Linked DNA regions of Mus musculus: regions 2 and 3 are each linked to region 1. The links are chromatin loops, found by intact Hi-C in ENCODE. Cell type or tissue: heart. All regions are shown on one strand.

Region 1 (8,000 bases):
TGTAAAGGCAGGCAATGTGTATTTGAAGGTAACTGGCAGGCAGTAAACGAGTTAAGGAGCAAAACTGGAGGAAAGGGAATCAAATGAAGGAGACAATTTCGATTAAACCAGAGGAGGAAAATTCTTGAGCTGAGTTAGAAGAGGGGATGGGGAAGAAAGGAGGGACGGGTGGTGAGTAGGAGAGAGAGAAAGAGAGAGAAGAGGAGGGAGAGGAAGAAGGAGAGATGGGGAGAGAAAGGAGAAAACCAGGCTAAGTAGATTGTACAGAATGAATAAAGACGCTCCTAAGACTGACTGACGGGGGTGGGGTGGGGGGGGTGGAGGATGCGCAGAGGGCAGAAGCACCCTTTCCCGGTATCCAATGAAACAACAGCATTGGGTCCAGGGACCAGCGCCGGCGTCCACTCAAGCCTTCACTGTACTTCAGTGATGTAGCTGCTTAGGGGTAACTCTGTGTGTGTGTGTGTGTGTGTGTGTGTGTGTGTGTGTGTGTGTGTGTGTGTGTTTGCAGCCACCACTCTAGTTTTTCACTATGCTCGGCACTGTGAGACTCTGCCAGAAATTTTATTAAGATCGAAATTTTACCAAGATCGGAGTTTTGTTAAGAATCGGGTTGCGAATGGAGGGACAGTGTCCTTCCCTGAATGTCGGCACGCGGATGCCAAGTCACTCCGCTCTTCTAGACAAGCCAGACTCCCCGAAGTTCAAGAAATATACATCTTCAAAGACATTTCTGATTTGCAGGAGGCCGGAACCAAGAACGCAGATGAAGGAAGAAATTTTCCTTAGTCCCAGTTTCTCTGGCCACTCATCAACCGGCTCCTTACCTTACCTAGTATTAAGGTGTTAATCGTGACTCTCTCAATATTGCACTAATCTCGGCCATAGAAAGACCTGAATGATTATGTGTATAGCGTCATGGATCTGGGGTGGCTAAGTCCCTTCCACTGAATGTTTTTCCATAGGGGTATTGAGAAGTTGGGGGCACATTTGAGGGAAAGCTTGGAAAGCTACTACACTGACCTAAATCACCCCTAAACCTACGCTTCTCTCCTTCCTTTCTGTGGAAGCGGGCTACCACCGAGCAACTCTGGCTGGGAATTTTTTTAGGGCGGACGCAAAGTAGGAAGAAATGGGTACCAAGTTTCCTACGAGTTCGGGAGCAGGGCAGAGAAGTAGAGCAGAGAGCCACGTGGAGAGCCACGGTGGCGGAGGAAGTCGGGTTGAGTCTGGTGAGCTAGCGGAGGGACTGCCCCGGCAAACAGGCCAACAGCATTATACTATACAGAAGCCTCAGTGTCTTTATTATTAAACCCCAAGCGGGAAAAGGAAACTGCCCTGGAGAGGAGTTCTTGGGTACCACTTAGGACACCTGGAGAGGTGCAAGAGAGGGCAGCAGGTAGAAGAGAAGGCAGAGAAGGCAGACCGCTCTTCTTACGGTCCCAGGTCATCCGACTCATGGGCTTTGTTCTGCCAAGGAGTTTCAGGCGCAAAGCACGATGGCCCAGGTAGGTCACAAGAGTGGTCTCGGCTGAAACTTTCTTGCCCGTAGACCAAGCGTCCGAGCCCATCAACCCTGCGAGCAAGGAAGCGGACTAGCTATTATTCTTCAGCCACGACCCATCCATTCGCCATCTCCACCCCCTCCCCAAAGAGACTTGGGCCACCAGGGTTGAAAGGAGCAATCTGGTATCGAATTTTCTACCCAGAGCTAAGTGGTGAGCTGGGCACGTAAAGTGGTAGCGAACCCGTTTGCGGGGACATTCCCAGCCTTGAGAAAGGGACCCTGCTCAAGCCTTTGTCACTTTGCTCCACCGGGCCGCCCGGCCACCACAACTCAGATTCAGTGTGAGGAGGTCCGCGAAGCCCAGGCTCCGCAGGCAATCCGCGCAATCTGCTGCTGCCCGGATCGCGGGGCCTCGAGGAGACTTAATCTGTAGAGGAGTCACTCAGCGACTAGTCTCAGCTTTTTGGCTAGACTTTGGGCATATTTCTCCCATCTTTCTCCTCCTCGTTCGGGGAGAGAGGAAAACAAGCCAATCAAGGACGCAAGAGGAGTTTGTGAGCTACCTAGCGACACACATCAAGGATTTAACTAGACAACATTAATAATACTGTCTTCATTTGTAACTTCTCTCACTTGGAGACAGTTCTGTCTCGTTGGGCAGTACAGAGGCTTTTTCTGAGGTCGTGTTATTTAGAGTCCCCACCTCCTTACCCACATTGCATCCACCCCTTTAAAGAGTGCCACTTTCTGTCCCCTGAGAAACTTAACTGGTGGTGGTGTTTCTATCCCCACCTCCCGCCGCCAGACACTTGGGGGCCCTCGGTCTACAGGCAAGAAGACTCTCGGCCGCGCCCCTACTCCCTCCCTGCTTGACGCCCCCACCTCTTTTTCTTTTGACCGACCGATTGGATTGTGGTTCTCCCCGGCGCCCATCTCTGAACTTTCTTACCCTCTGCCCAAGCCTGACGCCGCTAGGTTTGTTGATCTTAGATCTGCCCCCTGCCTTTATCACCCAAGATCCGGGAGTCCCGCGGCGCCCCCCAGCCTTCCCCCCACCCCCTTGCAGGATAGCCTGTCAAGCCTTTCTAGAAATCTCCCTTAATTTCCTTTGCAGAACCGACAGAAAAGCCGTTCAAATTCCCAAGACCGCTGAGAACCACCAGGGCCTAAAAAGCCCCGGATTTGTCACCACACCGCACTTTCGATCCGGATAATGCAGGTGAAAGTGCCCCTCCCCCATTATTCGGATAATTGCCTCGAGTCTCCACTTAGCGTTATGTTTAAACAACTGGAGATTGATGGCTGTAGCCCCGAACCCCTTCCTCTGGGCAGTTCCCAGCTCTGAACCTCCCCAGACTTCACGGGTGCAAACCGTGACTTCCCTTCCTGTGCAAACAGAACCAGGCATTAGAAAGCCGTTGGAAATGGGTATTTGATTGGCCCCGAGAGACACAACGGGACCAGCTCTTGAGGATTTCTTTCGTGCCAATCACAGAACACTGTTTTTAAGATCCCACTAAATGCGATACAAAACTACAAAAAACATGTTCAGAACATGTTCCTAGAAGAGCGAAACCCGTGGCAATGAGCCCGTAAAACACAAGCTCACAAAGGGGAGCTTTCAAATACCATCTGCCCTAGACTGATTTATCAAAATAAAGATAGCAGAAACTAACCATTTGCAACTACTAAACAGCAATACCAACAATGTGGACAATGGACACAAGTGACCATAAGTTATACAAGCCTTACAGTAAGGTTTTCCTTTAATCGGTATATGTATTTTTTTATGCCTTTTTCGCTTTATTTTTTTTTAATTAAAAAAAATTTTTTTGAGAGTACTGGGGAATGAGAATAGGAGGAAATAAGTGGTGTGCTGACAGTACAGGGTAGAGGGGAAGGGTAAATTTCCAGGTAGCTTTTGAGTTTACTGCTGGAAGTCCATGCTAGCTTCCGGGGTAGAGGGACTGACTGCAGGGGAATATAATCTCTACTTTGCAGAGGCAATGTGTCCTGCACCGGTACAAGGGAATCTAGACACTTGGACACCAAAGCCTACCCAGTGCCAGAAGATGTACCAGTATCAAAAATGCCCAGATGTCTGTTGTCAGCCTTTGAGCAAGTAGAGGAGGTCTGGACAGCAACGCTGCCAGCCTGGAAGGACCTGAGTTGTTTGCAGTTCTTCCAAGGCCTCCGGCTTCCTTATTCCAAGTCCTGTTCTCAAAGAGACCACTGCTGTCTTGACTCCCCTTATTCAGCTCTTTCCTAGGATAATAGGATTCAAAGTTTGGCACCCACCACCTCTGTCTTGAGAAGGAAAGAGAGGTAGGTTTGACTCAGCTGCAAAAGTCCACACAGCCCCAGGCTTCTCCTCACATAGAGTGAACGGAAAGCATGCTTTATGCTTGCTTCCATACACCTACAGGACCCATCTCTACCCAGCTAGACACGACCCTGGAATCAATGAAAATCAAACCCACACAGCAGCTGGCTGACCCTTGCCCTGCTTGAGCAAAGAAAGGAGGCGCAAATCCCGAAAGAACCATTCACAACTAACCAATACAGCCCGGTGGGGATCGGCTGCACACTTCCTGGCCCAACGCTTCCAGAGTGAACTGTGGCCTGGCTGGAAAGGACTTGCCTGAGTCCTCCAGAGGACACGGGTGACCATAGGGGACCCCAGCGAACCGATCTGGGTTTGCTGGAGGGAGCAAAGGCCCAGTGGCACCTGCTTCAATCTGCTTGGCTTCTGTGGTCAGCCTGCATCCACTCCCCTGGTTTTTTTGGGTGGGGTGGCGACCAACCATTGCCATTAGTTTCCAACTACAGGAATCAGGCAATGAACCAGGAAATAGAGAAACTAAAATGCCAGCCAACTGTAAGAAAGAATAACAGAAGAGGTGGAAGAAGAGAGAGAGAGAGAGAGAGAGAGAGAGAGAGAGAGAGAACCTCAGCAGGTTGTCCTAGAAATAATCTGTTCTCTTTCCTCTAGGCAGAGGCTGAAGAGCCCCCAGCACCTATCCCACAAAGCCTGGGTGGGCGCCCTGGAAGCCTTTCTGTTCCCTCTTTCCCAGGTTCCTCTCCACCATGCACAGTGCTCCTGTGGCTTCCATCCCCTGGCTGTTTCTCCTGGCCTCCTGACAGGAGGGCCATTTGGAGGTGACTCACCCTAGGTGGAAGCTCTTCCAAGCTTGTTGGAGGCCAGCTTTCAGGGACAGATCAGCCTCTAGGCCCAGAGATTCCAGCCTGTTTGAGCCGGGTGGGAGGGAGACGTTGTGAGCTACGTCTCCCAACTCCCTCTGCTCCCGGCTTCCCTCTCAGAATTAGATAACAGCAAAAAATAGATAAGAAAAGTGATTCATTAATTCAGCGAGTCCCGTGGCTGGTGGCTGGCTTTTTCTCCTTGGTACGTGTGGAAGTGGAAGAAAGCCCTGTCGGGGCATAAGCACTGGCTGGTCTCTCTCTCTCTCTCTCTCTCTCTCTCTCTCTCTCTCTCTCTCTCTCTCTCTTTAAAGCAAATCCACATCCAGGAGGTTCTGCCGAGTCTGCCCAAGGTCACTCAGAAGGACTGCACACAGGCGGAACACTCCTAGGGCATCATCATTTACTGGGAGAATGCTCCTCCCCCAACCTGCTGCTGTACCCAAGGCTTGCCCTTAGAAAAGTGGTCCTACAGGCCAGAGGGGAGGAGGGTCTCCTCCTATGGCCTAGCCTATGGCACAGTGAAAAGCAGTGGATGTTTTAGAGCATTGTTGGTTAGCACCAGGGGCAGCAGATCCTCCAGCGTGTAGGTTAAGACCTTGAGTGAGGTACCCCAAACTCAGAGAGGTGGCCAAGTCATGGAGCAAGGGAACTATGGAATCCACTTTGGTTTCCCCATCAGTTGAGTCCTAAACATGTGATAACCAGTGGCCTCTTAGCATAGGAAGAGAATTGGAATTATTCCTTCCCTGAGCAGGAATCTTCTTCCAGGTGACTGTCAGCTCTGTTGAATACTCCTAGGGATGTGGATCTCCACTGCCCCCCAAGTGCCCCAGGAACGCAGGGTTAGGCACAGAGAAAGGTTCACAGAGTGAGCCGTGGGAACCAGGCAAACAGATCCCTCTGGTTTTACTCAGGGTAGATGGCCCCTGTGGAGTTGGTGACTCCCAGAGGAACCTCTTAATAATAACAAGAAGAATAAACATATTGCCGGCATACTTTAATGCATTTCCCAGTTCTTAGTTTCCCGGGGTCCTTGAAACAGTCCCTGAATAGTGGAGAGAATCCAGACAAGTTATTACTGATCTCCAAATGCAGAACAAGAACCTAGAATTGAAAAGCCAGGGGTGTCTACCAGGAGAAAATAGGCGCCGGAAGAGAGAGATGAAGGAAGGCCTGGAGGAAAAGGGGGAGATGTGAAAGAGACAGGACCGCATCTCCCTCCCTTCCAAGAAGTTTGTTGAGTATTTGCAGAGTGATGAATAAGGTGCCCACCATGGCCCTCCGTCTCTATGTGTTGCCCTTACCATATGACTTGCAGAAACTACTCAATAGGAAGATGTCCATGTAAAACTCCCTGAAGCGTCAGGTCATTAAAATTCCTGAAGAGTGAGCTGAACATGATGAGGCACAGGCCTTCTCTGTCCAGCCGGCTAACTGTCACCAGCCCAGTGCTTTGGTCACGTGAGTTCTACTGTGGTTATTATAAAATAAACACAATACAAATGTTACTACTTCAGTTGCTTTAATCCGCAGGGGTCAGTGGCATTAAGGACATTTCTATACAACCATATCCCCCTCCAGACACATTCTCTCTCCCTCCCTCCTTCCTTCCCTTCCTCCCTCTCTGTCTGTGTGTCTCTTTTCCTTCCTTCCTCTGTCTCTTTGTCTCTGCCTGCTATCTCTGTCTCACTGTTTCTCTCTGTGTCTCTGTCTCTGTCTCTTTCATTACTGGAGTTGAACCCAAGCCAGGAACATACCAAGCAAGCAAGAGCCCTACTCTTAAACTCCACCCCCGCCCCCATTTTACCGTTTTAAAAATAGATTTATTTTTGGCTTTTGTTATGTGTCCGTGTATGTATCTTTGTTTGAGGCTGGAGTTACAGGTGGTTGTGAACCACCAACATGGGTGCTCTGTTCCTCCGAGAGAGCATCAAATGTTCTCAACGGCTGAGCCATCTCTCTAGTCCCCCAGTTTTAATTTGAGACAGGATTTTACTACGGAGCTCAGGCTGGATTTGAACATCCAATCCTCCTGCCTCTCATTTCAAGTGCTAGAATTACAGGCATGCACCTTTTTGGCCCTGCTCCTTCCTCCCTCCCTCCTTTCTTTTTTTTTTGTCCTGAGACCAGGTCTCTTTTAGCCCAGGCTGGCTTTAACATGAGCTGGAACTCTTTTTTTTTTTTTTTTTTTTTGGTCTTTTTTTCTGGTTTTTCGAGACAGGGTTTCTCTGTGTAGCCCTGGCTGTCCTGGAACTCACTCTGTAGATCAGGCTGGCCTCGAACTCAGAAATCCGCCTGCCTCTGCCTCCCGAGTGCTGGGATTAAAGGCATGCGCCACCACGCCCGGCTGAGCTGGAACTCTTGATTCAGCCACCAGCTGTGATTATAGGCACATGTCACCATATCAAACTGACAGCCCTGGGGATCAAACTCAGCCTCATACAAGAAACACAGAGCTTTTTTTTTGTTTTGAGGGGATCTAAACCCCACCATTCTGTAGTCCAGCCTGTGGTTCTATGGTAAGCACTCGCACAACACATCCCCAGCCCCTCTGCCTTCTTCTTGTATGAGTTTGATAACCACAGACACCTGTAACTGACTCATCCCACTTAGCACTGCATCCTCATACTTCATCCACATTGCAGCGCACACTAGCATTTCCATCCTCTTGAAGGCCAAATGGTGCTAGCCCATGTGTGCAGACCACATTTTATGTCTCTATCCATCTGTTGACATATGTTTGAGCTGTCGCCAACTTTAAAAAATGGTTTCCTTTACTTTTTGAGATTATAATATAATTACATCATTTCCTCCTTCCCTTTCCTCCTTCAAAATCCTCCCATATTCCCCTCCTTGCTCTCTTTCACAGTCATAACCCTTTTTTCATTAATTGTTGTTACATGCAAACGTGTGTCTCTGTGTGTGTGTATGTAAGTGTATGTATATATATATCTACTTATGTCTATTCCTAAATAGTAAGAACCTGCATCGTCTGTATAATGTTCCTTGCATATATGTTTTCAGGACTGAGCATCTGCTATTGAGTCAGCACTTGGTGTTCTTGCCTGGGGAAGATCTTGCTACTTGTAACCATTGAGACAGATACTCTCTTAACACTGCACAAACATCTTTGCTGTGCCCTGCTTTCCTTTCTTTTGTGATTATCCCCAGAAGCAGAGTTGCCCTTCCACTGGTAACTCTGTATCTCCTTTTGTAAATAACTACTACAATACTTTCTGTCTTTTATAGAGTTTTGATCTAAACTTGGAGAGGGTCTCTCCTTTCCTTA
Region 2 (8,000 bases), 68 kb after region 1:
AAAGGGGTGACCTCCACTTGTCTGGGTGATCCTCTCAGTTCCGCAGATGTCTGGTGAGCATGCACTGAGTGACTGGCCACCCAGCATTCCTCCTGATTAATTATTTTAAAAGCCATCTCTTTGTCTTAGTATTTGAAAACATATCTTTGATTTTATGTAAACAGTCCTCTGGCCACTTTTTTTTGGATAGTAAACCATATGCGGTCAGGGGCTACATATTTGAAGTCTAGTTAAACAAATCCCATAGTATTTATTAAGTGCCAACTATGTACCAAGGCAGGGCCGTGCTGTGATGCCTGGCAGTCTGCATTTCGACAGAAAAGTTCCCGCGGAGGGTGTTCCTCAGAGTTTGGCGGAAGCAGAGTAGTGTTTCAGTCAAATACTGGAGGCATCTCCTCCACGTGAGTTTTCTTCTCAAGAGCCTCAAGAAGGCACAGACATCGGGGCTGGAGATGGGGCTGGACACAAGAAGATAAGGGTGCTATCTTGTAGCAGAGATGTGGGTAGCACAGATAAGCTAGAGAAGCCACTTTCTCTCCACGGTACAGAATTCTTTGTTGTTGCTTTAGTTTGGGGTGGTGTTGTTGCTCTTGTTGGTTTTGTTTTTTGAGACAGGGTCTTCTTGTATCCCAAGCTGGCCTCAAACTCATGAAACAGCCAACGATGACCCCGAACTTCTGACTTTGAACCTCTGAGCTTGCTGCCTCCACTCCCAAGTGCTGGGATTAGAGGCCAGCTCCTTCACACCCTGTTTTATGGAGTGAACTCAGGGCTCCTTGCATGTCACACAAGCAATGGACCAGCTGAGCTACATGCCCAGCCCTGAGAACTCTGCTCTTTGAAGGAATCAAAGGGCCAGGAACAGACAGAATGGATGGACCCCGGCACACAAGCCTTGAGAGAGGAGGAAGTGAGTGGCTGGGCTCAGCTGCCACTTGTAGCTGCCGATATGGGCGAGGCTCTGGCTACCATGACAGGCACTGGAGAGACTGCTGTCTCACTCTCCTAGTCTTTTTCTCTCCTAAGTCCTAAGTCTCTCCCAAGTGGAAGAGGGAAGGGGCTCCCAACTACAGTCGGTTTCAACTGTGTAAAAGCAGGCAACGAATTGTTACTACAGAGGGCGTTCCTGAAGAGCTAAGAGATACACAGGCTCTCCGATTACAACCTGCTTCCAAGCATAAAGTTGAACCTTTCCAAATACTGTGCTTGTTCCAGAACATCCTGAGCTTCCCCACTGAGTATGTATGACCAGCCAAATAACTCAGTGTGCTTCAGCCCAGTGCCAAACATCGGCTGCTCTTGCACCTTCATGTTTCAGTCCGACTTGAGTTCCTAAGAAGGAATCCTTCCAGTCTCAGGAGCGCCACTGGCACTTCCCTTTTGTTTTCTGGGTATCTGGATAACCTAATGAAGGAGGAAGTGCTAATTTAATACAAATAACACATCAACAGGCGCTGATAAGCAGCCAGAGGCAGCATCACCATACAAAAAGTTCCAGCTCGGTTGACAGAGTGTTTGCTTAGCATGCACAAAGCCTTAGGTTCAACCCCCAGCACCCACTAAAACCTAGTGCATGACTTAATTCCAGCACTAGAAAAGTAGAGGCAGGAGGATCAGAAGTTCAAGGCTATCTTCAGCTATGTAGTGAGTTCAAGACTAGCCTGGGCTACATGAGACCTGCTGCCCTTAACACCCTCTTCCTGAAATAAATAAATAATATGACTGGAACAAGAGAGTTCCTAACCGTCCTATGTATGAAAGTGTGCAGCTTGAGGCAATCAAATAAACATGAGGATCACGTGGCTTCCCATATGCATTTACTTATGTAATACTTTCTTCTTGTTCAGCTAAAAAAATGGGACATGATATACAAGACTCCCATTTGTAAAATGTGTACAGTTTATCAAACCTTTCTTCACCCCTCATGGTCCATCAGTGGAGGGGAGAGAAACAGAAAGAGTAGAGAGGAGGTTACAGCTGAGCATGCGGCTTAGTGGACCAGAACTTGACCAGCGTGCAAAGGGCCACCATCCCAGCAAAGGCAACAAAAGACACAGATATTTAATTTCTAGGGATTGGCAACAGGGGGCAAATAGGATTCAAGTATGGAGTGTATTATGAAAATATTGTGATGCTAAAAATAATTAAAAAAAAAACTTTCCTATAAAAAAGTGGTATACAGGGCTGGTGAGATGGCTCAGTGGGTAAGAGCACCCGACTGCTCTTCCGAAGGTCCAGAGTTCGAATCCCAGCAACCACATGGTGGCTCACAACCATCCGTAACAAGATCTGACTCCCTCTTCTGGTGTGTCTGAATACAGCTACAGTGTACTTACATATAATAATAAAATAAATAAAATTTAAAAAAAAAGTGGTATACAAAGAATTGAGAGGTAACCAAATAGTGTTAGAAGAAGAAGAAGAAGAAGAAGAAGAAGAAGAAGAAGAAGAAGAAGAAGAAGAAGAAGAAGGAGGAGGAGGAGAAGAAAGAAGAAGAAGAAGAAGTAGAAGAAGAAGAAGAAGAAGAAGAAAAACCCATAGAAACCTATGTTTAATCAGTTTGTTTAAATATGATATTGTCTTGATTAACAAGACTGGGAAGGTATAAGACCACATCACACAGAAAAGGGAAGGCCAGAATTCAATAGGGAAAATTTGTAGAATTTGTAGGGCCAGATAAAGGCGAAGCTGAAGAAACTCCCAGGAAAGTAGAAACAGGAAGATTGAAGTACCTGGGCAGGTTTCTAATGTCCTGGCTACTAGAAACCCTAGAACAGCAACGGAGAAACCATGGGCAGAGGCAGAAACCAGCCAAGAAATAATAAACATTTCTCACGGCTGAGCAGCATGTGTTTCTGTCCAGTACGATGAAGGAGAAAGACATACTTTACATGATACCAACATGGAAGCCCCCAATGAGAAGGTTGGGAAATGAAGAGGGGCTAGGCTGGGCTTGCCAAGGCTAGGAAGTAGCCACAGATTCAGTCCTATAGGCACACAAAGCAAAACTGATTTCCAACCTAGAATCCAGTACCTCAGCAAGTCAAAACTAGTCCTCACCAAGGAGCCAGACTGCCAGTGTTCAGGAAAAGAAGCGTAGCTTCAGATGAGGACAAAGATCCAAGAAATGCATAGAAATATTTTTATTCTCAGAATAACCAGTGATGACTATTTAATTCAAACATTGCAATGGTTTTGAACGGGTGTGGGGGAGGAAGTTTGCAGCTTGGAAGGGAAAGACACAGAAGAAATGAAGCCTCACAACTGGAACTGCAGCTAGGATCTAACACCGATTTCCAGGGGAGGCGGAGCCTGAGAGAGGGGTGCTGAGGGAGGTGGTAGATGGTAAGATACTCATTATTTTTCTTCCGTTGTTAAATATATATGTATGTGTATGTGTATATATACATATATATATAATTAACTGTCTTCAAGTACAACCACCGTGTTTGTAACTTACTTTGATCAAACATTTAAAATTCTGTGGAAACTGCTCTTTAGGATGTAGTTCAATCCGTAGAGTGCTTACCCGGCACACGTGAGACACTGGGTTTGATCCTCAGCTTTGCAAACAATAAAATAAACCTTGTGGCACTAAGAACCAGGTGCACCCGTTAGGGAGGTCAGGCACGTGTCTTGAGAAGAGAATAGAGAAAGGTGCTCAGACCCAGGATGAAGGCTTGCCGGCGCACCCCGCTGGCTTCTGGGAAGGGATACGCCAGGCGCCAGGCGGCTCTAGTCTCCCATAATTTGCAAGACTTGGCTCTGTATCACTTGTGGCCTCTCTGCTCACTGGATCCCCTCCTGTTGCCCTCCGCCCTCCTCCTGTCCCCTCCCCCCCACGCCTCTGGAATCCCTGTCGCCCTGGGACTCAGCTGACACCCGACAGACAATGGTATTTCCCATCAGTCTGAGTATCAGGAGCCGGGCCTTATCCACTGCTGTTTTTCTATTAGTCTAACACCCCATTGTCCACCCCTTATCACTGAAATGTTGATGTCATGCCTGGCTTGGAAGTGGTTTCTGCACCGGGGCTGCGACAGCCTCCGCTTTAATTGAGGGAGGGGGAGGGGTGGAGGAACCCATTTATCAGAATTCTCATGAGAATTCACCCCGTTCCCCCTAACAGCTGGGCCACTGTGGGCGCCACAATGGGGTGGGTTCCCCGCCACAATTCCTGGCCTTTCTTTCTGGCATCCAAGGACTAGCGTCCCTCAGAGCTGAGAGGCTGAGTGAGGAACGTGGTAAGGACTTTTGAGCTCTCTCCGTGAGATCTGGGACTTAGCACACCTATGTGGTCCTGGCAAAAGGTGAGCCCAGGGCCACCCTGGGTTTTTTGTTGTTGTTGTTTTTCATGTCTGTCATCCTCTGAAGACTCCACCAGGGTCAGGCTTGGCAGGAGCCAGATAAACATACTGGGACAATCTGGGTTAAAACCAGTCCGAGCACCCAGGCCCTAACCTTAGTGTGATCAACTTCTCAGGGAAGCTTTGTGTGTTCCCTGCTGCTGGCCCTCTGGGGATTGAGTTTATTCATATAGAGATGGCCTGTGTGTACACATGTGTATGTGTGTGTGCATATGCGCGCGCGCGCGCGCACACACACACACACACACACACACACACACACACACACACACGTGCGCTGTGGTTGCAGTTATCGCAAAGCATCCTGGGAAGAACATCTGGCTGACCGGGAATGAAGCCCACTCGGGGCTGAGCGGGCCCTGTGCAGTGTACTTGACTTCATTTCTTAGATTCAGCAAGGTCACCGTGAGGCAGGAGAGCATGTGAGGTGGCAGTTTCGATGGGGTGGTGGGGTGGAGCTGTGCAGAGGACATGGCTAGGAGTCTGGTCTTCAGAATGTGCTCAGTAGTTAGAAGCTATGAATAATTTAGCTCTTGGGGACTTTGTTCCAAACCTAATGTGAGGAACGGGTGTGCGGGCCAGAGTGGAAGGAAGGTTGAGGCCAGTGTCCTGGTGTCCCTTTTTTCTGACAGTTGGAGCAGAGTAGAGGAAGAATCCCATGGCTCTGAGTTGGCCTTCATCTGGAAGCCACCGAGTCTCCAGTTCTTACTTGATCTCTCAAAAGAAATAACAAGTGTGCTCCAGGCAGGTCCAGCCTGCCAAACAGAAGCTGAGGACAGCAGTGAGTGTAGCCCGACACAAAATGGTAAAGTGACTTAAAACACCATCAGGTCTACTTTTGTGACTCGGTTGGGACATTCTCAAGCCCGAGCTTTGTAAATTCAACACTGTGTTCCGATGTCCAAAGGTTGGACACATGTGCAAGTATTGAGAGGTCCCACTGCCTGTAGAGCCAGAGTATGTGGATAGCAAGTCTGTTCAAGCGCTCCAGACAAAGTGTTATTAGCAAGCCCCAATTTGGGTCTTATTTGATATTTGTTTAACTTATTGCATAGGCTGCTCTCAAATACACAGTCTTCCAGACTCAACCTTCTAAATATTGGGATTAGAGGTGTGTGCCATCACCGCCCACTTTAAATGCTTCATGTTAAGCAGAGTTTTACCTATGCAGTGTGGCACCAGACAGGGTAAGTCCTGTTAAACCTATACACGTCAGCGTGCTGCCTAAGAATGTGACAGGTTTGGAGAGAGGTCTGACCACATCGATCCACTGGAGATCTTGGGCCACTGGGTATCCAGCTTGTCCCACCATGGCATTATCAGACCTGAAGTTGAGCCCCAGAGCTAAACCAGCAAGTTCCACGGACCAGGAGTACATGTGGGAATTCTGTTTACTAGGTTCTTGCCAGGCCTTAGAAGACCTTCCAGGAAGAGCACTGTGCCAACCTGGCAATCAAAGCCACTGCCTATGACTAGAATTTAAATCTAGGTCTTTTGCGTCCAAATTGAAGCCTTTTTCCATGACATCAAGAGGCAGAAGATAAGTCGCTTGGCTTTGTCTTAAACACACATTCCTGGGATGAAGGGAGGCTTAGGAACAGGGCAGGGCTGCAGGCTCCATCACATCGGCTACTTTCACTCCTCAGGGTCTTCCAGGTGCTCAGTGAGCATCTCCTTCCCATCCTGGGGACTGATCCCCTGAATTCTACCATTAAGGCTATTGTTTGTTTATTTATTTATCCTCTTTGGACAGCTCCTGTGGCCCAGGCTGGCTTCACACTTACTATATAGCTAGGGACGATCTTTAGCTTCTGATCTTCCTGCCTCTACCTTCCAAGAACTTGGGTTATAGGTGTGTACCACCTCTCCCCAGTTTATATGGTGTTGGGAATTGAACTCCGGCCTTTGTGAGTCCTATTCAAGCATTCCAACTGAGGCATGTGCTCATTTGGATTCTCCATGAAGTTTTCCTTTCTGTCCTCCCTTCCTCCCTTCTTACGTGTGTGTGTGTGTGTGTGTGTGTGTGTGTGTGTGTGTGTGTGTGTGTGTGTATGGGTGTTTATGTGTTTGTGTTTGCATGTGTAGCTGTGTGTATGACAGAGTGTGTGTGTGTGTGTGAAAGAGAGTGTGTGTGTATGTGTGTGAGAGAGTATGTCTATATGTGTATTTGTGAGAGAATGTGCTTGTGTTAGAAACTTTGTGTATGTGTGTGTGAGAGAGACAGAGAATGTGTATCTGTATGTGAGTATGTGTGTGTATGTATGTGTGTATGTATATATATGTATGTATATATGTGTGCAGTTGTGTCTGTTTGAGAGACTGTGCATGTGAGAGAGAGAGAGAATGTGTGTGTATGTATGTGAGTACGTGAGCAGATGTGTGTGTAAGAGAGAGAGAGAGACAGAGAGATTGTGTGTGTCTGTATGTGAGTATGTGTGTGTGTATATGTATGTGAGTATGTGAGCAGATGTGTGTGTAAAAGAGAGAAACAGAGAGATAGTGTGTGTATGTGTGTATATGTATGTGAGTACGTGTGCAGATGTGTGTGTGAAAGAGACAGAGATTGTGTGTATGTGTGTGTGAGAGAGAGAGAGGGAGAGAGAGGGATTGAATCAGGCCCTTTTGCACACTAGGCAAGCTCTACCGTGAGCTTTTTACCCTTAGCCTTTATTTTGTTCTCACTTTGAAACAGGGTCTTGATAAATTGTTCATGTTGCCTTGACTCTCTTCATTCTTCTTTCCCAGCTTTCCCAGTAGCTGGGATCATGAGTCTACACGGCGCCATGCCTGGCTGGAGCTGGTGTGTTTTAGGGGCAGCCTTTAAAAAAATTCTTTTGCCTGAAGTCCTGCATCCTCCTACCCGGACAGAGTAAAACCTCACCCATGACCCCTCTATTCAGTCTACTTAAAAGACCATATATGTGTGGTTAAGTGCACACACTTTAACTTGCTTAGTGTCTTCTGAGAATGCTGGCTGCCCGGGGAGAAGTGGGAATCACAGAGCAGGAGAGGCATAGCGTCCAGATTTGCTTTAGTAAGGGGAGTATGATTTTCTTTCCTGTCAAGTTTCATGTTTAGGATTCATTTGGTTGGTTCCTGGGGTTCAGGTGACATTTCCGAGGCATCCCTCTGCTCAGTCACGTTTCTTATGCCTCCCCCATCCCAGTGGCTGATTTCCAGGATGGTAGAGGGTCTAGCAGGGTTTCTTGGAAAATTCTTACAAACATTAAAGTGCTTTCTCCTCTTCCAGAACAAACAGCTTTGTTTAGAGAGTTATCAGAGCCCCACCTGGCCTTTGATTTCTGCCTCCTCATACAATGCCTGGAGACTCTCCCCTCCTCTCTCTGGTCTCTGACCTTGTCTTTCACCCCGCCTCTCCTTTCTCTCTTGGGATTTGCAATTCTGCACATAGAATAGTGACTCATTTGGGAAGTCAGTGACCTCCTTGCGGAAAAAGCATGTTCATTCTTGGCCACACCCCCAATTTAGCACCCTCTTTGCTTTCTGTTTTCCACAGATCTCTGGATAGCACTAGCTAGGTTTTGTCATTATTATTGGATAATCTCCTGTCCCCTTCATCGATGGCAAGCCTCACAGGCAAGGACTGTCATTCCTGTTTCCACCACATTCCCA
Region 3 (8,000 bases), 88 kb after region 1:
CATGTGAGGCCACAGGTACGAGGGATGGACACATGGACACATGGACACAGAGCATGCTTCACATGTGTACTAATTTCTGCCTCCATCAATCACAACACTAGCGTCACTACCGCAGGCCATGTCTGAGTGTGGTGCAGCACCCAGACCTGAAGAGCAGGGAGTGCAGTGGTTGGCCATTGTTGAGCATCCATCCATGCTTTAAGCAGGCAAGGAGTGTACAATCTGCTGATTGTGCTGGGTTTCTGAGAGCCCACTGTCTAAACTGTGTCCCTGCCCTGTGCAGGGAGGGCCACCACCATCTCCGTGCATGGCTAACTGATGGATCCCTGAGCTCTTCTTAGCCCCATCATTCCAGGACCCATAACTGGGCCTGCACTGAACTGTGTATTTCCGTGGGAAGTGGGTGCTTGCCTGGCTCACAGTGGTGCCCAGGAGGTCAGCCTAGGAAGCTATGTTAGTAGTTGGTCAACTAGAAGTCTACTGCAGTAGCTCAGACCCAAGAAGCTGGGGACCTGTGAGCCCCAAGTTCTATCAGAAAGAGAAGCATTCAGCATGAAGCTGTGTGTTAGAGAGGAACTTTCACACCTGTTGAACCTACCTGGAGGCCACATACAAAACTCAGCACAGGAAACCAAAGGAGGCCGTGTGTGTGTGTGTGTGTGTGTGTGTGTGTGTGTGTGTGTGTGTAGTGGTCTGTTCTGTTTGCTTTCAGTTGTTGTTGATTTGAGACACAGTTTCAAGTAGCCCAGGCTTACCTTGAACTCAGGATGTAGCCAAGGATGACTTTGAACTCGCAACCTTCCTGCCTCAGTGCTGGGATTACAGGCTTGTACCCCAATGACAGCCTTGGATCTACTGTTGAGGACCCACCTGGCTTAGTTTTAAGGAAATTTCTGTTTGCTTCTTTCAACTTAAGCACATGCCTAGAAGAGGGAAGAATTTCCTTCCTCCTAGTTATTCAGCCATTCACGGGGCCAACGGTGTGCCTGGCATGTAGCAGACAGTTATGAAAATACCAATGAACTCAATGAAGTAATTATAGCCTCACAGAGGGCAGGGCACATAAACGGGGGAGTAATCGGACTGGGTTTTGAAGGATCGGCAGGAGTCCATTGGGGGCATGATAAAAGCAAAGGGCTGTGTTTAGACTTCCATTTAGATCTTAAATGAACGTCTTGTTGATGATAGTGGAGACCTTTAAATCGGCTAAATGCAGAGGTGGAAGTTCTGCTTCCTAGGGAAGTTAGGACAGATGCCTTGAGGTGGGGGTACCAGGCACGAGATTGACGAACACGAGTCACAGACCATCCACATCTCTTATTTCTACCTGCTGGCCTCCGCTCTAGACAGTCCTCCCCTGAGATGGGCCTCTTCCTGCAGAAGGGTCTCCCTGATGGACGAATTCCCACTGGAGATGGCCTACCTGAGAGATGGGCTTGCATGTGACTGTCTCCTGCCTCTTTCCTGGGCAGGCATGGGGGATGGTCATCCTTGCTGTGATTATACCACCTTTTGTTAGAACTCTAAAGCCCAAGGCCAGAGCTTAAAATAAGCTCCAAGGATTTCTACCGTAAAAACAAAACAAAACAAAACAAACAAACAAAAAAACCCAGTTTTTTTGGGCTATGGAGATGGCTTAGGCTGTAAAGTGCTCATCATGCAGGTATGAAGACCTGAGTTTGAATCCACAACCTATTTTTTTTAAAGCCAGGTGCAATGAGGCAGACAGGCATATCCCTGGTCCACTCTACCAAATCAGTGATCCGGTAAGCTGTGGATTTAGCGACATATCCTGTTTCAAAAAGTAAGATGGAAGATGACTGAGGAAGACATCAACCTCTGACCCCAAACTAATGGTCTCTCTCTCTCTCTCTCTCTCTCTCTCTCTCTCTCTCTCTCTCACACACACACACACACACACACACACACACACATACACACACACACACACAGTCTAAAAGATTTTGAGCCAGTGGTCTTATTTTTCTCCCCATCTCCTCTGCCTCTTCCTTGTTCTCCATTGTAGAGCAAGGCTCCCAGAACACTAGTGGTCTGGTGGGGAGGTAGAGGAACAGCCATGCGTCACGTCATCACCAACTTTGGAAGGTTCGCAGGCCTGGAGGAGGGAAGGTGTTCCCAGCCCATTTCCCTGGAAGGGAAGGTCTAAATGCAGAGTGGAGGGGGAGAAGGCAGAGGAGGCAAGATAAGCTTCAGTCATTTGTCATTTTAATTGGCTCAAATGCTCTGAGGAGAGCTGGGCCCTATCCTGGCTCTGTTCTGGATAGAGTCCAGGCTCAGACTGTCTCGGGCTGTGATGCCCACGAAGGGCACTGAGGAGGATAGGGTCAGGGCTAGGATGGGAGGCACATGAGTGGTCAGAGGCAGGCTGGCTGCCCCGGCATCTCAGTAATTTAAGGCAGCAATGTAGCAACTGAAATAGACATGTTGTAAAGAATTCCTGGCATCTGAAGGGCCTTCCTAGTTCTCCTAACTCTTTCTGCAGCTAAGGAAGACCCTGCCAACCAGCCAGGCTGAGCAAACTCTGGGTACAGCAGGGATAGATGGTGGCTAAAACTTAGATCCCTCTTCTAGACAATGATCAGGGACAGAAAGTGACTCCAGACAGGGACAGTTCTTACATTTACCCATTGTGTGTATGTGACCTTGTGTCCCTGGGAATAAAGACAGGACAGGCTCTCCTTCCCAAACTACAGGTGAGAGTATCACAGCCCCAGGAAGGATGTTTAATGCTGTCAAGGACCATGACCTGGCAGCTGACACATGCCAATCTGCGCTCTATGGTAGTAGCTGGCCCCACAGAACTGGTAGCCACAAAGAGGACTTCCAGATTAGGTAGGGGCTGTGATAACCAATGTTGACTCTGTATGTGACTTCTAGGGACAATGGGGTCTATGCAAGTCCCCACTCAGAAGCTGTTGAATGAAAGAAAGGATATTACAAACATAACGGTATAGGATGGGGCCCCTTAGCAGGTTTGATCCAGAGAGTGAGCTATGAGGACAGGGGAGGGTGATCCCAGTGGGGACTGAAGTGTTTTAGACAGCGAAAAAGTAGGAAAAGCTAGGCTTCAGTAGGCACTTGTGACAAGGTTCCTTAATGGGCCTCTTGACACTTAAAGCAAAGCAAGGCATTTGGGCACTGGCCTTCACAGGATCATTACAGCATATGTCCACCAGGTGGCAGTAGTGTGGGAAGTGCATCTTTCTAATCCATAGGAAAGCTCTCTGAGAGTTAGTGTTGGCCTGGGTAAAGTGAGTGGAATAGAAAAAAAAAAATCCTCTCACCATTTGACAGGAATAGAGCAAGACCTTTCATGGACCACATAAGAACCATGGACACGAGTTGTGCTTGTTCTGCTTAGCCAAGGGCCAGGAGGAAAGCCCAGCATCCTATCAGTATTTTGGGCAAACAGGTATGAGCCCAACACAGAAAGAACTCAAAGCAGCCAACAAGTCAAAGATGGAAGTGAGACACCCATTAGCAGACACATTCAGGAGGGGACAGGTAAGGATATCCTAGTGATACTGAAAGTATGGAAATGTAAGGGGGGACGGAGGAGGAAGGTAGGAAGGGGAGGGAGAGGTAGGAGGGGGAGGGAGAGGGAGAGGAGGAGGGCGAGGGGGAGGGGGAGAGGGATGGGGAGGGGGAGGGGGAGAGAATGGCTTTGCAGGACCACTTCCAGTTTCATAGAAAGCTGTTGTACGAAAGAGAAATCCTGCTGGAAGCTGAGCTCATGGAGGAAGAAAGCAGACCATTGGGATGTGTCCTGTCACCACACACCTGTCCCAGTGACACACATGGTGTGAGCCTGTCAGCCAATGGAGGGAGCTGAACAGACAGGTCAGTGCTGCGAGATCAGAACCGCTGCTTTGCTTGCTCTCCCGACCAATCATGGGACCTTTGTCTGCCGCACTGATGCCATTTGATCATTTGAGTGTCCACTCAAAGTATCCCTATCCACAAACACTCACTCCTGCCAATCTCATGTTTGGACTTCAGTGAGGACAGTAATCCTGTTTTTCTTTTTTGGTCCTTCAAAAGATGCAGTAAGATGGAAGAGACCAGACAGGTTTGCAATAGTATGGAAAACTTTCCTAAGCCAGCTATGACTCCACAGGCCCTAGAAATACCTGCCCCCGACAAGCCCCCAACTCCAAAACCCCTGACAGTAACCATACGTGACCCCATGTTGGGCAGGGAGACCTTGGCAAGTGTCAACCACAGTTGAGTGTAATCTTTGAGGAGGGAAGGCGGTACCAGAGGGACGAGCCTCTTCATCTACATCCCACAGATATAAACACCAACAAGGAGTAATGACAGGGAGATCCCTTGAAGCCAGCCTCCTGACTAACTTTTCCATGAAGAGTCCCCTGGAGCTCTGGCCCTAATGGCCTGGGATGGCAGCTCATTACTCTTATCTTCTGCAGGCCAAAGCACCTCTGCAAAGACATTCCTGGTGCCTCATCCTGAATGCCTCAGTAGTCCTCTCATTTATGTGTGTAGACAAGAAGATCAAAGCCCCTGGGGATGCATGAAGGATGTCAGGGTTGGGCTCTCCATCCATTAGAGTTGACAAATGCCTTGTTCAGCTGATGGGTCGCAGATAGCCACCCTGCCAGAGGAGAAAGCTGTGAGGAGGGAGGTGGAGGTGGTGGCCAGGAGGCTACAGAGACAGGAGAGGGATTGGAGTGGCAGGGTGGAGAAAGGACAAGAGTTAGAGCCCCCCCACACACACATAGCCACTGGTCCATCCTCACACCTCCACCCATCCAGCACACTTCTCTCAGATGTCAAGCTCAGAAGAGATGACTTAGACTGAACCTACAGTCTCAGGGGTGGCGTCACCTGGAACAGCAGCCTTCTTCCCTGTGAACAGTGTGGTGTCTCCAAACCCCATAACTGTAGTCTCAAGGTCATGTGCTCACAGTGAATGCTATATTATCATATAGCATTATGACATTATACACATTATGCCATTATACATACACACTTATGACTGAAATAGAGCAAAATATTTAATAAAAGATTTCCCTTCCCCAGTTGCTTGTTTCTTGAGGAGAAATAGTTTTACTCAAGAAAGAGTAGAAAAAAGTCATAAAGACCTCCATTTATGATAAATGGTCCCTGATACCTACAAAGACGGTCCTATAGAAACTAGTGACATTTATTTTTTTTAAAGTATACTGGCCTTGACACTATTCATAGTGGTGCTGGCATGATGAGGCCCACTGCCAGGTGAATGGATAAAGGAGTGGAACTCAAATACACAGGAAGGCTCTGCAGTCATAGAAACATGGAAGCCTGACATTAGCTGCAACACGATGAGAAATCGAGGGCTTTATGTTTAGTGAAATTAGCCAGGCAGAGAAACAGAATCCACATCCTGTCACTCACTCTCACGTGGAATCTAAAATCCGTTCATCTTATAGTAGTCAGAGTAGAGCAGAGGTCATAGAAGGCTGTGCCCAGATCAGGGCCTGAACTTGCCTCTGGCTAGGCAAGGGCTCTACCCCTGAGCTACCTCCCCAGTTTTCTTGCTGTTCTTGTTTCATTGACCAAGTTGTCCAGTTGGCTTTGAACAATCTGAATAAAACAAGAAAGCCTTGAGCTGTCAGTTCTTCTGCCCCAGGCTTCTGAGTAGCTGGGACTGGAGATCTACACCAAGCCTGGTTTGTTTGTCTGTGAAAATCAGGGTTTCTCTGCGTAGCTCTGGCTGTCCTGAAACTTGCTCTGTAGTCCAGGCTGGCCTCAAACTCAGAGATCTGCCTGCCTCTGCCTCCTGCGTGCCGGGATTAAAGGGATGCGCCACCACTGTCCAGCTAGAGGGACCAGTCTTCATCAGAACACAGTCACAGAGGGCCTCCTGAGTTTGTACCTAGAGGAAAGAAGTTGCATAAACTCTTTTTGAGTTTTTTGTTTGTTTGTTTGTTTGTTTGTTTGTTTTTTTTCAGGTTAGGAACTTACCTTAGCTTTGTTTACATTTTATTTTATTATGACAAAATACATTCAGTATCAGAGTGACCATCTTAACGGTTTTAAAGAGGACCCCCAGTGACATGAGCACATTCCTTAGGTCTAACCATTTACTCCTAGATCTATTCCACTTCCCAAATGGAGGCTTGGGACTCTGTAGATGCTCACCCTGCATCTCTCACATCCCCACACCATCAGCCCCACCATTCCACTTTCTGTGTCTATGCATGTCACTGCCCTTGAAATGGTGGGCCCCAGGACACTGGGAAGAGGGTAGAGTTGAGTGCAGGCCACTCAGCAGAGAGAGAGAGTGAGAATGTCTGAATGCTATTAGTGTGGGCTATGCTTCTCCAAGGTGCCATCCCCATTTCCCCTCACAACTAGTCTCAGATGGCCCTGGGCGGGGTACTTTGCCTTCTATGAGTCTGGAGACACCCCCAGTGAGTCTGGTTCCAGGAAAAACTGGGGGTCACTGACTTACTGGGACCTTTAATAGCAATGAAAACAGCAACTACCACTATCTACCTACCCATCCCTCTTCCCATAACCCTTACAAAACAAAACAAAACAAAACAAAACAAAACAAAACAAAACAAAACAAAACAAAACAAAATAAAACAAAACAAAACAAAACAGAGGCTGGAGTTTACAAAGCTCTTTTTGATCCTTCAGCTACTGCAGAAGATGTGGTATAATCACCACACACAGAACAAGACACAGAAGCCCAGGGCAGTGAGCTTCTGCCACAGGTCCTCACGGTCAATATGTGGCCATCACCACACGTGGGCCTTATCCACAAGTCCTGCTGCAGTGAACAGAATGTCTATGGACCCTCCATACATGTTGAGTCTTTGGGAAGCAATTGGCCTTGGAGCCCTCATGAATGGGCTTTGTGCCTTTATAAAAAGGGACCCAGGGAGCTCTCTGCTCCTCTTTCCATCATGTGAGGACAAAGAAGCTTGCCAGCTACAGCTCAGAAGAGAACACTGGGTAGGACTCCAGCATGCTGGCATCCTGGTGTCCACTGTTTAGTGTGATAAGCCTCAGTTGCATGGAAGTCACCCTGTGGGACTTCGTCATTACAGCCCCAAGGAACAAGGTTCCAGAGGGCCTATTCAACTTGTTAGTATGCAAGTCTGAGGACTGTAGTTCAGATTCCCAGAAACCCTTGTAAAGCCAGGTGGGTGTCTGCAGTTTCAACCTCAGAAGCAGAGACAGGATACCCGCAGCTCTCTGACTAGCAAAAGTATCTGTATTGACGATGAACTGGGTTTGATTAATAGTTCTCCCCTAACTGAACAGGGTAGAAAGCAATCCAGGAAGATTCCTGACATCAACATTGGGTCTCTTGCAGGCACATGTATACAAGTATATGCATGCACACACACACACACACAGAGAGAGAGAGAGAGAGAGAGAGAGAGAGACAGAGACAGAGACAGAGACAGAGACAGAGACAGAGACAGAGACAGAGAGACAGAGAGAGGGATGGAGGCAGGGAGGAGAGGGAGAGAGAGAGAGAGAGAGAGAGAGAGAGAGAGAATGGTACTAACACAAAGACCAATGATGGTGCTGCCCAATGCCTACAGCTACTCAAGACTAGGCAAGGAGGCACATGTTCTGCTTGCAGAACAGATTAAGGTTCACAGTGACCCTGTGTAATCTGTGGGGCAGATGAGAAAAGTCATGAGAAGCTGTGGGAACAGAGTTTGAGAGGGCTGTACTGCATCCCACATAAGGTCCCTGTGAGCACATTCACAGGGAAGCTGGTTCCTGGGGCAGGACCTCCATGCTGTGGTGCTGCAGACAGGCCCGAGGCCCCCAGCTGAGGGCAAGGTGCTTCCGGGTCTGTGCAAAGTAGCTGTGGATGCTTAGTGTTTACAGTCTTCTGTGAGATGAGAGACCTGAGCCTCCAGCACTACCCCTCTCTGCAGCAGGGAGAGTGGACAGCTGCCAACCCCAGCTGACCTATGTGACCCAGAGCTATCACAGGAAGACAGTCTTGT

The links. Peaks named below come from ENCODE experiments on the same cell type or tissue, not always from the same donor. Only the 100,000 strongest peaks of a DNase experiment are listed, where the experiment ranks them.
Region 2: a loop joins it to region 1, with 4 times the contacts of the local background. A loop is called at or near these places in 5 of 42 quality-filtered maps.
Region 3: it touches region 1 in a loop (2.4-fold over the local background); 5 of 42 quality-filtered maps call a loop at or near these places.

The regions. Positions count from the first base shown.
Region 1 is chr14:63,266,909-63,274,908 of GRCm38, forward strand. It overlaps a transcript of Gata4 not described here. Among named protein-coding and RNA genes, the nearest start is that of Gata4, 26 kb to the left of the region's middle. In heart, no CTCF peak of the experiment used is centred here; DNase peaks (open chromatin) are centred at 403, 2,283, 4,123, 4,653 and 5 weaker places; H3K4me3 peaks cover 5,373 bases; H3K27ac peaks cover 6,810 bases.
Region 2 is chr14:63,334,822-63,342,821 of GRCm38, forward strand. It overlaps Gm4151. Among named protein-coding and RNA genes, the nearest start is that of Gm36165, 20 kb to the right of the region's middle. In heart, a CTCF peak has its summit at 3,708; DNase peaks (open chromatin) are centred at 1,230, 3,920, 4,810, 7,820 and 1 weaker place; H3K4me3 peaks cover 1,062 bases; H3K27ac peaks cover 6,630 bases.
Region 3 is chr14:63,354,985-63,362,984 of GRCm38, forward strand. It overlaps Gm36165 (a long non-coding RNA gene), which reads left to right and starts at 3,688. Exons shown (of 4, transcript XR_874703.1): 1 at 3,688-3,861. It overlaps Gm46458 (predicted gene, 46458), which reads right to left. Exons shown (of 2, transcript NR_168493.1): 2 at 5,019-5,896. It also overlaps Gm4151. In heart, a CTCF peak has its summit at 3,192 (motif pointing right); DNase peaks (open chromatin) are centred at 2,327 and 6,957; H3K27ac peaks cover 5,838 bases.